Linked DNA regions of Homo sapiens: region 1 is linked to region 2. Evidence: read pairs that join two places in POLR2A ChIA-PET (ENCODE). Cell type or tissue: Panc1. All regions are shown on one strand. Links, peaks and the distances in the headings refer to the core of each region. The heading gives the core; the rest is flanking DNA.

Region 1 (6,095 bases), core at 592-5,591, 320 kb after region 2:
CTGTTTCTGAATATCCTTTTTGATCAGTGTACATTGTCGTACAACCATCACCACCATCCATCTCCAAAACTTTTTCATCTTCCCAAACAGAAACTCTATACTTATTAAACAGTAACTCCCCAATTCCTCCTACCCCAGTCTGGGAACCACCATTCTATTTTCTGTCTCTTTGAGTTTGGACACTCTAGATACCTCCTGTTGGTGGAATCATACAATGTTTGTCCTTTTGTGTCTGGCTTATTTGACTTAGTATATACATCTTCAGTGTTCATCTATGTTGTAGCATATGTCAGACTTTCATTCCTTTTTTTTTTTTAACAGAATTTTTTTTTTTTTTAGAATTTTTTTGAGATGGAGTCTTGCTCCGTCATCAGGCTGGAGTGCAGTGGCACGATCTCGGCTCACTGCAACCTCCGCTTCCTAGGTTCAAGCAATTCCCCTACCTCAGCCTCCCGAGTAGCTGGGACTACAGGCGCGCGCCTACAGGCACGCTCCACCACGCCTGGCTAATTTTTTGCATTTTAGTAGAGATGGGGTTTCACCATGTTGACCAAGATGGTCTCAATCTCCTGACCTTGTGACCCGCCCACCTCGGCCTCCCAAAGTGCTGGGATTACAGGTATGAGCCACTGTGCCTGGCCTATTCCTTTTTAAGACTGAATAATATTCCATTATATGTATAGACCACATTTTGTTTCTCCATTCATTCATTGATGAACACTTGAATTCCATTTGTCTTTTTTTTTTTTTTTTTTTTTGGTCTTTTTCTCCCCTTTTTGTGGAGAACAGGGTCTCCCTATGTTGCCCAGGCAGGTCTCCAATTCCTGGGCTCAAGCTATACCTTTGTTTCCCTAAGTGCTTGGCTTGCAGGCACGAGCCCCCGTTCTGTAAGCCCAGTACTTAGGGAGGCAAAGGCATAGCTTTTTTTTTTTTAGACAAAATCTCGCTCTGTTGCCCAGGCTGGAGTGCAGTGGTGCGATCTTGGCTCACTGCAACCCCCACCCCGCAGGTTTAAGCAGTTTTTGTGCCTAAGCCTTCTGAGTAGCTGGGACTACACATATAGACCACCACGCCTTGTATTTTTAGCAGAGATAGGGTTTTGCCATGTTGGCCAGGCTGGTCTCGAACTCCTGGCCTCAAGTGATCCACCCGTCTTGGCCTTCCAAAATGCTGGGATTACAGGCATAAGCCACCGCACCCAACCCACACCCAGCTTTTGATGGACATTTGCGTTGTTTCTATCTTTTGGCTGTTGTGAATAATGCTACCATGAACGTTCCTGTACAAGGTTTTTGTGTGGACTTAGTGTTTTCATTTCTCTTCAGTGTATACCTAGGAATAAAATTGCAGGGTGATATGGTAACTTTTTCTTTAATCTCTTGAAGATCTGAATCTATCTTGAACTTGGCTTCTAAATTGAGACTTAGGTATTTTCTGATCTCAGGAGTGTAAAACAACGTCTTAGTTTTGGCGCTACCACCAATAAAATTTGCAGTCATGAGCTAGTAACAATCCTGTTCTTCTCCGTGGACTAGTAGCCCCTTTCTCATGGGATTGTTTCGGTTAAATCTAAGATGTGAATGTATGTGAGGAGCCTAGGCCTTAAAAACGTCCTCTCCTTGGCTGGACACGGTGGCTCATGCCTGTAATCCCAGCACTTTGGGAGGCTGAGGCGGGCGGATCACAAGGTCAGGAGATCGAGACCATCCTGGCTAACACGGTGAAACCCTGTCTCTACTAAAAATACAAAAAATTAGCTGGGCATGGTGGCAGGCGCCTGTAGTCCCAGCTACTCAGGAGGCTGAGGCAGGAAAATGGCGTGAACCCAGGAGGCGGCGGAGCTTTCAGTGAGCCGAGATCGCGCCACTGCACTCAAGCCTGGGCGACAGAGCAAGACTGTCTCAAAAAGAAAAAAAATCCTCTCCTTGTGTGTCTACCTCTCCTTCACCAAGCTGCATACAGCCTTCCTTGTGCTTATGTTTAATAATAAAGCTCCCCAGCTGGGCGCGGTGAATCACACCTGTAATCCCAGCACTTTGGGAGGCCAAGGCAGGCGGATCATGAGGTCAGGAGATCGAGACCATCCTGGCTAACACAGTGAAACCCCGTCTCTACTAAAAAATAGAAAAAATTAGCTGGGTATGGTGGCAGTTGCCTGTAGTCCCAGCTACTCAGGAGGCTGAGGCAGGAGAATGGCGTGAACCCGGGAGGTGGAGCTTGCAGTGAGCCGAGATCATGCCACTGCACTCCAGCCTGGGCGACAGAGCGAGACTCCATCTCAAAAATAATAATAATAATAATAAAGCTCCCCAAGGCCAGACCTTATTCAGTAAATAAGAAGGCTTTCTAAGAGAAATTCATAGATGTAGCTTGAATCTGGTAAAACTGCCATCTTGGAGAGCCAAGTGCAACTCAGTACTAGACAGTGAGTCCCTGAGGGCCAGTCTACATCTGTCCCACTCACGGCACTGGCCTCGTGCCCAGGTGCAGTTCCTGGTATGGAGTCAGTCTTGCTCAGTATTTGTGGAATGAGTAAATCCTGAATTTGTATTGTGAACAGTAATTCCACTTCAAGGAATCTGTCCTAAGGAAGTGATTCAAACCAGTTAAAAAAATACTGTGTGTCCTGGCCAACATGGTGAAACCCCGTCTCTATTAAAAATACAAAAATTAGCAACCAGGTGCGGTGGCTCATGCCTGTAATTGCAGCACTTTGGGAGGCCGAGGTGGGCGGATCACGAGGTCAGCAGATCGAGACCATCCTGGCTAACATGGTGAAACCCTGTCTGTACTAAAAATACAAAACATTAGCTGGGTGTGGTGGCATGTGCCTGTAGTCCCTAGCTACTCAGGAGGCTGAGGTAGGAGAATCACTTGAACCCAGGAGGTGGAGGTTACAGTGAGCCAAGATTGCACTACTGCACGCCAGCCTGGGCAACAGAGTGAGACTCCATCTCAAAAAAAAAAAAAAAATAGCTGGGCGTGGTGGCGTGCGCTTGTAGTCCTAGCTACCCAGGAGGCTGAGGCAGGAGAATCGCTTGAACCCAGCAGGCGGAGGTTGCAGTGAGCTGAGATCACGCCACTGCACTCCAGCCTGATGACAGAGTGACACTCCATCTCAAAAAAAAAAAAAAAAATAGGCCGGGCATGGTGGCTCACGCCTGTAGCCCCAGCACTTTGGGAGGCTAAGGCAGGTGGATCACGAGGTCAGGAGATCAAGACCATCCTGGCTAGCACAGTGAAACCCTGTCTGTACTAAAAATACAAAAAATTAGCTGGGCATGGTAGCGGGCACCTGTAGTCCCAGCTACTCAGAAGGCTGAGGGAGGAGAATGACGTGAACCCAGGAGGCGGAGCTTGCAGTGAGTGGAGATCATGCCACTGCACTCCAGCCTGGGCGACAGAGCAAGACTCCATCTCAAAAAAAAAAAAAAAAAAATACTGTGTGAAGATGTTAATTGCTGCATTCTTTTAGATGGGAAAAACAGAAAGCCTAAGTAGGCAGCACAGTAGGCAAATGGGTCAGTAAATTACAAAACACTCTAGAGGAAATAATAATCTGAGGTCTAAAGATTACATGGAGACAGAAGGACATTTAAGAGTAGGGAAAAGATACAAAGTTTTACATTGTCCTATTAAAACTTTATATAAAGCTATAAACAAAAGTCATTAAAAGAGAGTTTAAGAAAATACGTTAGAATGCTAGTGTTTTATAATGGTAGACTTATGCAGTATCTTTTTTCTCAGGTTACATTTTTCTATAATGTACCTGTTTTATTTAAATCGCTTTGCATTTTAAAGCCATTTGTTACCACTCTTCAGCTTCTTGTGAACAGAAAGAATGCTTCTGCTTCCCTCTCAGGTGAGAGAACTGGAGCAGACCTTGCAGGCCTCTGAGGAGCAGCTCCAACAGAGCAAGGGCATTGTGGCTGCCCAGGAAACTCAGATACAGGAGCTCGTAAGTGCTTATTGGAGCTGCTGCATTCCAGGCCCTTAATGCTTTCTCTCCAGGCCTTTGCAGATGCTCCAAACTCATTCCGAACTTCGGCAACGGTACCTGGACCTGCCCATAGATACAGTTCTTGTGCTGGATGTGAGCAGGCCAGCAGCAGGGGGTGGAGGGAGTCAGGACCTAATGGTGGGCCTGAGTTACCTGGGAGGTGCACCAGCAGCTCCTTTCCACCTTACATCCCACCTTCTGGTCCAGCCTGGTCCTGGGGCTGTCAGAGGTGGCAGCTCCGCTAGGAGTCAAGCCTCAACTTGCAATCAGGGGCGGGGAGAACAAGTCCAGACTCTGGGGAGGATGGCCTGTGATGACAGGCCAAGCGTGGTGTGGAGTTAGAAGATAGGGAAATCAAACCAGCCAGCGTGTATTTCATATTCGCCATGTCCCAGGCACTGTGCTCAGTGCTATGCACGTGTTTTCGTTTAGTCCTTGCAGGAGACCTGAGAATTATGCACTGTCATCCTCATCCTGTAGACGAGGCAAGCTCAGAAAGATTGGCTCAGTAGCCCACAGGCTCGCAGCCAGTAAATGGCAGAATCCACATCTTTCTCCTGTCAAAGCCCTGTTCTTCATTGCTGTATTATACTGCCTCCCCAGTATAATTTCTCCCCAGGGAAAGCCGCAGCCACTGAGGCAACACTGAGTAGTGTGAAGGAGGCCTGTGTCTAAGGGCTGGCTGGTGCCCAGAGCTGTCCCCACACACCTTGAGGATGGAGTGATGACATCAAGACTCCATCTTCTGGACAGGCCAGGGTCCAGGAGCAACAGGCAGAGCCTGCAGGGGGGACCTCAGCAACGCCAGGGGGGATGGGGTCAGGAGAGAGTTGTTTCTGTTGGATACTCATCTTCTCACCTAGGGCCAGACTAAGATCCCCCACTGGAAACCATTGTCACCCTGACTGACCGTCCTTTGGTCTCCCCGCAGGCTGCCGCCAACCAGGAGAGCAGCCATGTGCAGCAGCAGGCCCTTGCTCTGGAGCAGCAGTTCTTGGAGCGCACCCAGGCGCTAGAAGCCCAGATAGTGGCCCTGGAGAGAACGCGGGCAGCTGACCAGACCACCGCAGAGCAAGGGATGGTGAGTGAAGAGCTAAGAGAGGGTGGGCCCAGGAGCACCAGGGTCCCCCACAGCGAAGTCAGCCTCGTGCTTGACAGTGTGTCACCACCTCTGCACTAGGAAACCACTTTAGAAGGCAGCTTTTTTTTTGTTTGAGACAGGGTCTCACTCTGTCACCCAGGCTGGAGCACAGTGGCATGATTACAACTGACTGCAGCCTCGACCTCTCAGACTCAAGTGATCCTGCCACCTCAGCCTCCCAAGTAGCTGGGACTACAGGCGTGCACCACCACAGCCAGCTAATTTTTAAATTTTTTGGAGAGACAAGGTCTCACTGTGTTGCCCAGGCTGGTCTTGAACGCCTAGGCTCAAGGGATCTGCCCACCTCAGCCTCCCAAAGTGCTGGAATTATAGGCATGAGCCACCGCACCCAGCCGAGAGCAGTTCTTATCTTTCCAGAGACACCTGCTCATGAGACTGGATGTATAAAGGCTGCTTTTTATAAAACAAAACAGATGGGTTTTCTTTTTCCTTGGAGTTTCCACAGAGACTTCCTACTTTCTGACCAGTCCCCTCTGCTTCTTCCCATTGGCTTTTAAAATGTATATTGTTCCTCCCTATGCCTTCTTCCTGGTCCATGCTCCCTGTGCCCAGGGAAATATGGTAGTGAAGACTTCTTTTATATGTGTTCTTCTGAATTGGCAGAGACAACTGGAGCAAGAAAATGCAGCCCTTAAAGAATGCAGGAATGAATATGAACGTTCTTTACAAAATCACCAATTTGAACTAAAGAAGCTGAAGGTATTTATCTAATTGAATCAAAGTTTCATAAAAGTGTTCATGTTTTCTACATGTGTATTTACAGTGCCCCACTTCTCATACTTACAGTACAGGAGGAGGAGAATTAGCATTTGTTCAATAGTTCTGTTAGGCATCGGCCAGAAATTGCCACTTCATTAAGTTCTCTCAGGGATCCAGGACAGTAGGAAGAATTACATTCATTTGGCAGTTAATGTCATTGAGGTTCCGAGGGTA
Region 2 (6,095 bases), core at 389-5,388:
ACCATGCCGGGGAGATGGAGGATTTCCAAGTGTCTCTGGCTGTGACCAGGTCAGAGTGTCTAGAAAAGTAAATTCAATAACATCAAATGGCAAAACTATTAAAAAAGAACACGAGAAACAGGCCCAAGCCTCTGTAGCACCTCCTAGCAAGCGGAGCTGTCCCATGCAGGAAGCAACCCTGGGGTCATTCACTCCAACTCCCCCAGCCAATCCAGGCATCCCTCCTTTTACATCCTATAGGCTGCTGCGGTGGCTCACAGTTGTAATCCCAGCACTTTGGGAGGCCGAGACAGGTGGATCACCTGAGGTCAGGAGTTCGAGGCCAGCCTGGCCAACATGGTGAAACACTGTCTCTACTAAAAATACAAAAAAAAAAAAATTAGCCAGGTGTGGTGGCAGGTGCCTAGTAATCCCAGCTACTTGGGAGGCTGAGGCAGGAGAATTGCTTGAACCCGAGAGGTGGAGGTTGAAGTGAGCCGAGATTGCGCCATTGCATTCCAGCCTGGGCGACAGAGCAAGACTCTGTCTTAAAAAAAAGAAAAAAAAAAGTCCTACAGAGGCTCTGCGTGCATGCTTCTAGGGCTGGAGAGCCCACTACCAAACATGCCTGCCCCTTCTACTCAGCACCCGGAAGCCATTTCTCGCTATGAAATAAAAACGATCTCCTCTTTAGCTTCAAACTAAAACTGCCACAAAGTCAAAATGAATGAGTCTGTTTCTGTGACAGCCCTTCAGAGTCATCTTCTTGTTATTCATTTATTTAATGTATTATTATTATCATTATTATTATTATTATTTGAGACAAAGTTTCGGTCTTGTCGCCCAGGCTGGAGTGCAATGGCATGATCTCAGCTTACTGCAACCTCTGCCTCCCAGGTTCAAGCGATTCTCCTGCCTCAGCCTCCAGAGTAGCTGGGATTACAGGCATGCAACACCACATGCAGCTAATTTTTGTATTTTTAGTAGAGACAGGGTTTCTCCATGTTGGTCAGGCTGGTCTCGAACTCCTGACTTTAGGTGATCTGCCCACCTTGGCCTCCCAAAGTGCTGGGATTACAGGCGTGAGTCACCACGCCTGGCTTCTATTTATTATTATTATTTTTTGCAGACAGAGTCTCGCTCTGTCGCCCAGGCTGGAGTGCAGTGGCACAATCTCGGCTTACTGTAACCTCCGCCTCCCCGGTTCAAGCAATTCTCCTGCCTCAGCCTCCCGAGTAGCTGGGACTACAGCCACATGCCACCACCCCCAGCTAATTTTTCTATTTTTAATTGAGACGCGGTATCACCATGTTGGCCAGACTGGTCTTGATCTCTTGACCTCGTGATTCGCCCACCTTGGCCTCCCAAAGTGCTGGGATTACAGACGTGAGCCACCGTGCCCGGCCCCATCTAATATTTTGTATTTTCATAGAGACGGGGTTTCACCATGTTGCCCAGACTGGTCTCAAACTCCTGAGCTCAGGCAATCTGCCCACCTCGGCATCCCAAAGTGCTAGGATATAGGTGTGAGCCACTGTGCCCAGCCTTGTTATTTATTTATTTTATAAGTAATGTTTCAATAACAATTTCATCCCTTAATGACTAATATTTGGACAAGTTACTTGTCTATGTCAGTGGCACTCAACTTTTTTTTTTTTTTTGCAGGGGGTCGGGGGACAGAGTTTTGCTCTGTTGCTCAGGCTAGGATGCACAAGTGCGATCTTCGCCCACTGCAACCTCCACCTCCCAGGTTCAAGTGATTCTCCTGCCTCAGCCTCCTGAGTAGGTGGGATTACAGGCACCCAAAACCACACCCAGCTAATTTTTTTTTTTTTTTTTTGAGACAAAGTCTTACTCTCTTACCCAGGCTGGAGTGCAGTGGTGCGATCTTGGCTTGCTGCAACCTCTGCCTTCCAGGTTCAAGCGATTCTCCTGCCTCAGCCTCCTGAGTAGCTGGGATTACAAGTGTGCACCACCACGCCCAGCTAAATTTTTTTTTTTTCTTTTTCTTTTTCTTTTTTTTTTTTGAAACAGAGTCTTCCTCTGTCACCCAGGCTGGAGTGTAATGGTGCAATCTCAGCTCACTGCAACCTCCGCCTCCCAGGTTCAAGTGAGTCAACTGCCTCAGCCTCCCAAGTAGCTGGGATTACAGGTGCCTACCACCAAGCCCGGCTAATTTTTTGTATGTTTTTTAGTAGATACGGGGTTTCACCGTGTTAGCCAGGATGGTCTCGATCTCCTGACCTCGTGATCTGCCCGCCTCGGCCTCCCAAAGTGCTGGGATTACAGGCGTTAGCCACCACTCCTGGCCCTTAATTTTTGTATTTTTAGTAGAGACGGGGTTTCACCATGTTGGCCAACCTGGTCTCAAACTCTTGACCTAAAATGATCCACCTGTCTCAGCCTCCCAAAGTGTTGGGATTATAGGCATGAGCCACTGCGCCCATCCTAAATTTTTTCATATTTGTAGTAAAGCTGAGGTTTTGCCATGTTGGCTAGGCTAGTCTCAAACTCCTGACCATAAGAGATCCACCCCCCTGGGCCTCCCAAAGTGCTGGGATTACAGGCATGAGCCACTGCATCCAGCCATTTTTTTTTTTTTGAGATGGAGTTGTGCTCTTGTTGCCTAGGCTGGAGTGCAATGGCACGATCTTGGCTCTCACTGCAACCTCTGCCTCGCAGGTTCAAGCAATTCTCCTGCCTCAGCCTTTCAAATAGCTGGGATTATAGGTGCACACCATCATGCCTGGCTAATTTTTGTATTTTTAGTAGAGATAGGGATTGACCATGTTGCCCAGGCTGGTCTTGAACTCCTGGGCTCAAGTGATCCACCCACCTCAGCCTCCCAAAGTGCTGGGATTGCAGGTGTCAGCCACCACACCCAGTCTTATTATTATTTTTAGAGATGGGGTCTTGCTATGTTGTCCAGGCTGGACTGGAACTCCTAGGCTCAAGTGGTCCTCCCACCTCAGCCTCCCAAGTAGCTGGGACTATAGGCACACACCACTGCATCCTGCTAGACTTAATTGATTTGCTGAAGGGGTTGGGGAAAAAAACAGACTAGTCTTAAATAAAAGTTAGCAGGGACTCCTGATGTGGCAGTATAGGATAATGGTTAGAATATGGGATTTGGAGCTGAAACCAGGTTATCTCACTATATAACTATGTGGCCTTTCACCAATTACTTCTCTAAGCTGCAGTTTCTATGGCTGTAAAATAAGGATACAGACAATACTGGCCGGGCGCAGTGGCTTATGACTGTAATCCCAGCACTTTGGGAGGCCAAGATGGGCGGATCACGAGGTCAGGAGATCGAGACCATCCTGACTAACACAGTAAAACCCCATCTCTACTAAGAATATTTTAAAAATTAGCCAGGCGTGGTGGCATGTGCCTGCAGTCCAAGCTACTCGGGAGGCTGAGGCAGGAGAATTGCTTGAACCCGGGAGGTGGAGGTTGCAGTGAGCCAAGATTGTGTCATTGCACTCCAGCCTGGGCAACAGAGCGTGACTTCATCTCAAAAAAAAAAAAAAAAGACAATACCTACTTTTAAGAGCTGAGGTATGAATTAAATGAGATAATATACATAAAGCATGAAGGAAAAAAAAGTACCCAATACATGAGAGTTATGAATATGATGATTATTACGTTTTACTACAGGCAACCCTTCTTATCTTCAAAGCTGTACATATATAGAATTCTGGAAAATTAATCATTTCTATATACCAGAAAAGTCTTAAAGGAGTACTGCAAAAACTCTGTTGTTTTTTTTTTTTGTTTTGTTTTTGTTTTTTGAGATAGAGTGTTGCTCTGTTGCCCAGGCTGGAGTGCAGTGGTGCGATCTTGGCTCACTGCAACCTCTGCCTCCTCCAGGAGAAGCGATTCTCCTGCCTCAGCCTCCCGAGTAGCTGGGATTATAGGCACCTGCCGCCATGCCTGGATAATTTTTTGTATTTTCAGTTGAAACAGGGTTTCATCATGTTGTCAAGGCTAGTTTTGAACTCCTGACCTCAAGGGATCCACCTGCTTTGGTGTCCCAAAGTGGCCTCCCAAAGGATTACGGGCATGAGCCACTGCGCCCAGCCTGCAAAAACTCTTTGAAACAAAGGTCTGCCAAACAATTTGTCTTTGAATTACTGTTTATGGTATGCCTGCTGGTTGTTCAAGGAGTCCCCAGTGTCCCAAGGAATTTAATTTAAAATTACCTGAAATGGTTTCTGCATAAATATGTTCCTTATAGCATTTTTTTTTTTTTTTTTTTTTTAGAGTCAGGGTCTCGCTCTACTGCAAAGGCTGGAGTGCAGTGGTGCAATTATGGCTCACTACATCCTCAAACTCCTGGGCCCAAGCGGTCCTCCAGCCTCCTGAGCCGATGGGATTATAGGCATGAGTCAGCATACCTGGCTTGTTCATTACAGTATTGTTTATAATAGACAAAAATTGGAAATAGCCTAAGTGTCCATGAGCAGGTTTAATTATTAGTATAGCCATGAGGAAATATTACACACTTTTTAAAAAATTTATTTATTTTTTTGAGACAGAGCCTTGCTCTGTCACCCAGGCTAGAGTGCAGTGGCGTGATCTTAGCTCACTGCTACCTCCACCTCCCAGGTTCAAGGGATTCTCCTGCCTCAGCCTCCCTAGTAGCTGGGATTGCAGCAGAGGGTGGCAGGCAGGCACCTGCCACCACGTCCAGCTAATTTTTTGTATTTTTAGTAGAGACAGGGTTTCACCATGTTGCCCAGGATTACCTGACCTCAGGTAATCCACCCACCTCTGCCTCCTGGGTTCAAGCAATTCTGCTGCCTCAGCCTCCTGAGTAGCTGGGATTATAGGCGCCCGCCACCATTCCTGGCTGATTTTTGTATTTTTAGTAGAGACAGGGTTTCACCATCTTGGCCAGGCTGGTCTCGAACTCCTGACCTCATGATCCACCCGCCTCTGCCTCCCAAAGTGCTGGGATTACAGGCGTGAGCCACCGCGCCTGGCCTAAGCACTTATTAAAAATGATGGTGAAGGCCGGGTGGTGTGGCTCAATGCCTGTAATCCCAGCACTTTGAGGGACCAAAGCTGAAGGATCACTTGAGGCTAGGAGTTTGAGACCAGCCTTGGCAATGCAGTGAGACCCTGACTCTAATATTTATATAATAATCATCATTTCAAAATGCTGGTGAAGACTTTCTGATTGCATGGAACAATGCTTAAGTGAAAAATATAGGATGCAAATGTAACATATAGAATTATCTCTGTCCTTTTTTTTTTTTTTTTTTTTTTTTGATACAGAGTCTTGCTCCCTCACCCAGGCTGGAGTGCAGTGGCAAGATCTCGGCTCATTGCAACCTCCGCCTCCGGGGTTCAAGTGATTCTCATGCCTCAGCCTCCCAAGTAGCTGGGATTACAGGTGTGCGTCACCACGCCCAGTTAATTTTTTGTATTTTTAGTAGCAACGAGGTTTCACTATGTTGGTCAGGCTGCTCTTGAACTCCTGACCTCAAGTAATCTGCCCTCCTCAGCCTCCCAAAGTCCTGGCATTACAGGCGTGAGCCACCACATCTGGTTTGAATTATCTCTGTTCTTAAAAAAAAAAGATTGATAATACACTGAGATGTTAACAGTAATTTAATTTTGGGGTGATAGTACATACACATGTACACACACACACACATATACACATACATATGTTTTTTTTCTTGTTCCTTATAGTTTTATATATTCAAAACCAATATTATTTAAACTTTTAAAACTGCTTTAAAAGAATCACAAAGCCCATTCTTTCTGGAAAGAGAAAAGTCACACTGTGATGTGTCTTTTTTTTTTTTTTTCCCAAATACTCTGGCTTGGGAATGTGCTATCTCTTAATTTTCCCAATTTTACTTTGCAAGGTAAAAATTTTGGCTGAGTGTGGTGGCAGAGGTGGGCAGGCAGAGGCAGGCAGATTGCTTGAGCTCATGAGTTTGAGACCAGCCTGGGCAACATGGCAAAACTGCATCTCTACAATAAAAATACAAAAATCTGGCCGGGTGCAGTGGCTCAAGCCTGTAATCCCAGCACTTTGGGAGGCTGAAGTGGGCAGATTACCTGAGGTCAGGCTTCAAGACCAGCCTGGCCAACATGGT

What was found. ChIA-PET counts read pairs that join two places held together with the same protein. Peaks named below come from ENCODE experiments on the same cell type or tissue, not always from the same donor. Only the 100,000 strongest peaks of a DNase experiment are listed, where the experiment ranks them.
Region 1: POLR2A ChIA-PET joins it to region 2 with 7 read pairs; 4 of 35 experiments call an interaction of 5 or more read pairs at or near these places.

The regions. Positions count from the first base shown.
Region 1 is chr9:124,898,315-124,904,409 of GRCh38, reverse strand. GOLGA1 (golgin A1) reads left to right here. Exons shown (of 23, transcript NM_002077.4): 13 at 3,863-3,958; 14 at 4,932-5,081; 15 at 5,766-5,861. Among named protein-coding and RNA genes, the nearest start is that of ARPC5L, 39 kb to the right of the region's middle. RefSeq lists enhancers at 550-1,050, 3,673-4,186. In Panc1, for the core only: no CTCF peak of the experiment used is centred there; a DNase peak (open chromatin) is centred at 2,499.
Region 2 is chr9:125,221,874-125,227,968 of GRCh38, reverse strand. It overlaps RABEPK (Rab9 effector protein with kelch motifs), which reads right to left. Exons shown (of 8, transcript NM_005833.4): 6 at 1-59. Among named protein-coding and RNA genes, the nearest start is that of HSPA5, 16 kb to the left of the region's middle. In Panc1, for the core only: no CTCF peak of the experiment used is centred there; no DNase peak of the experiment used is centred there.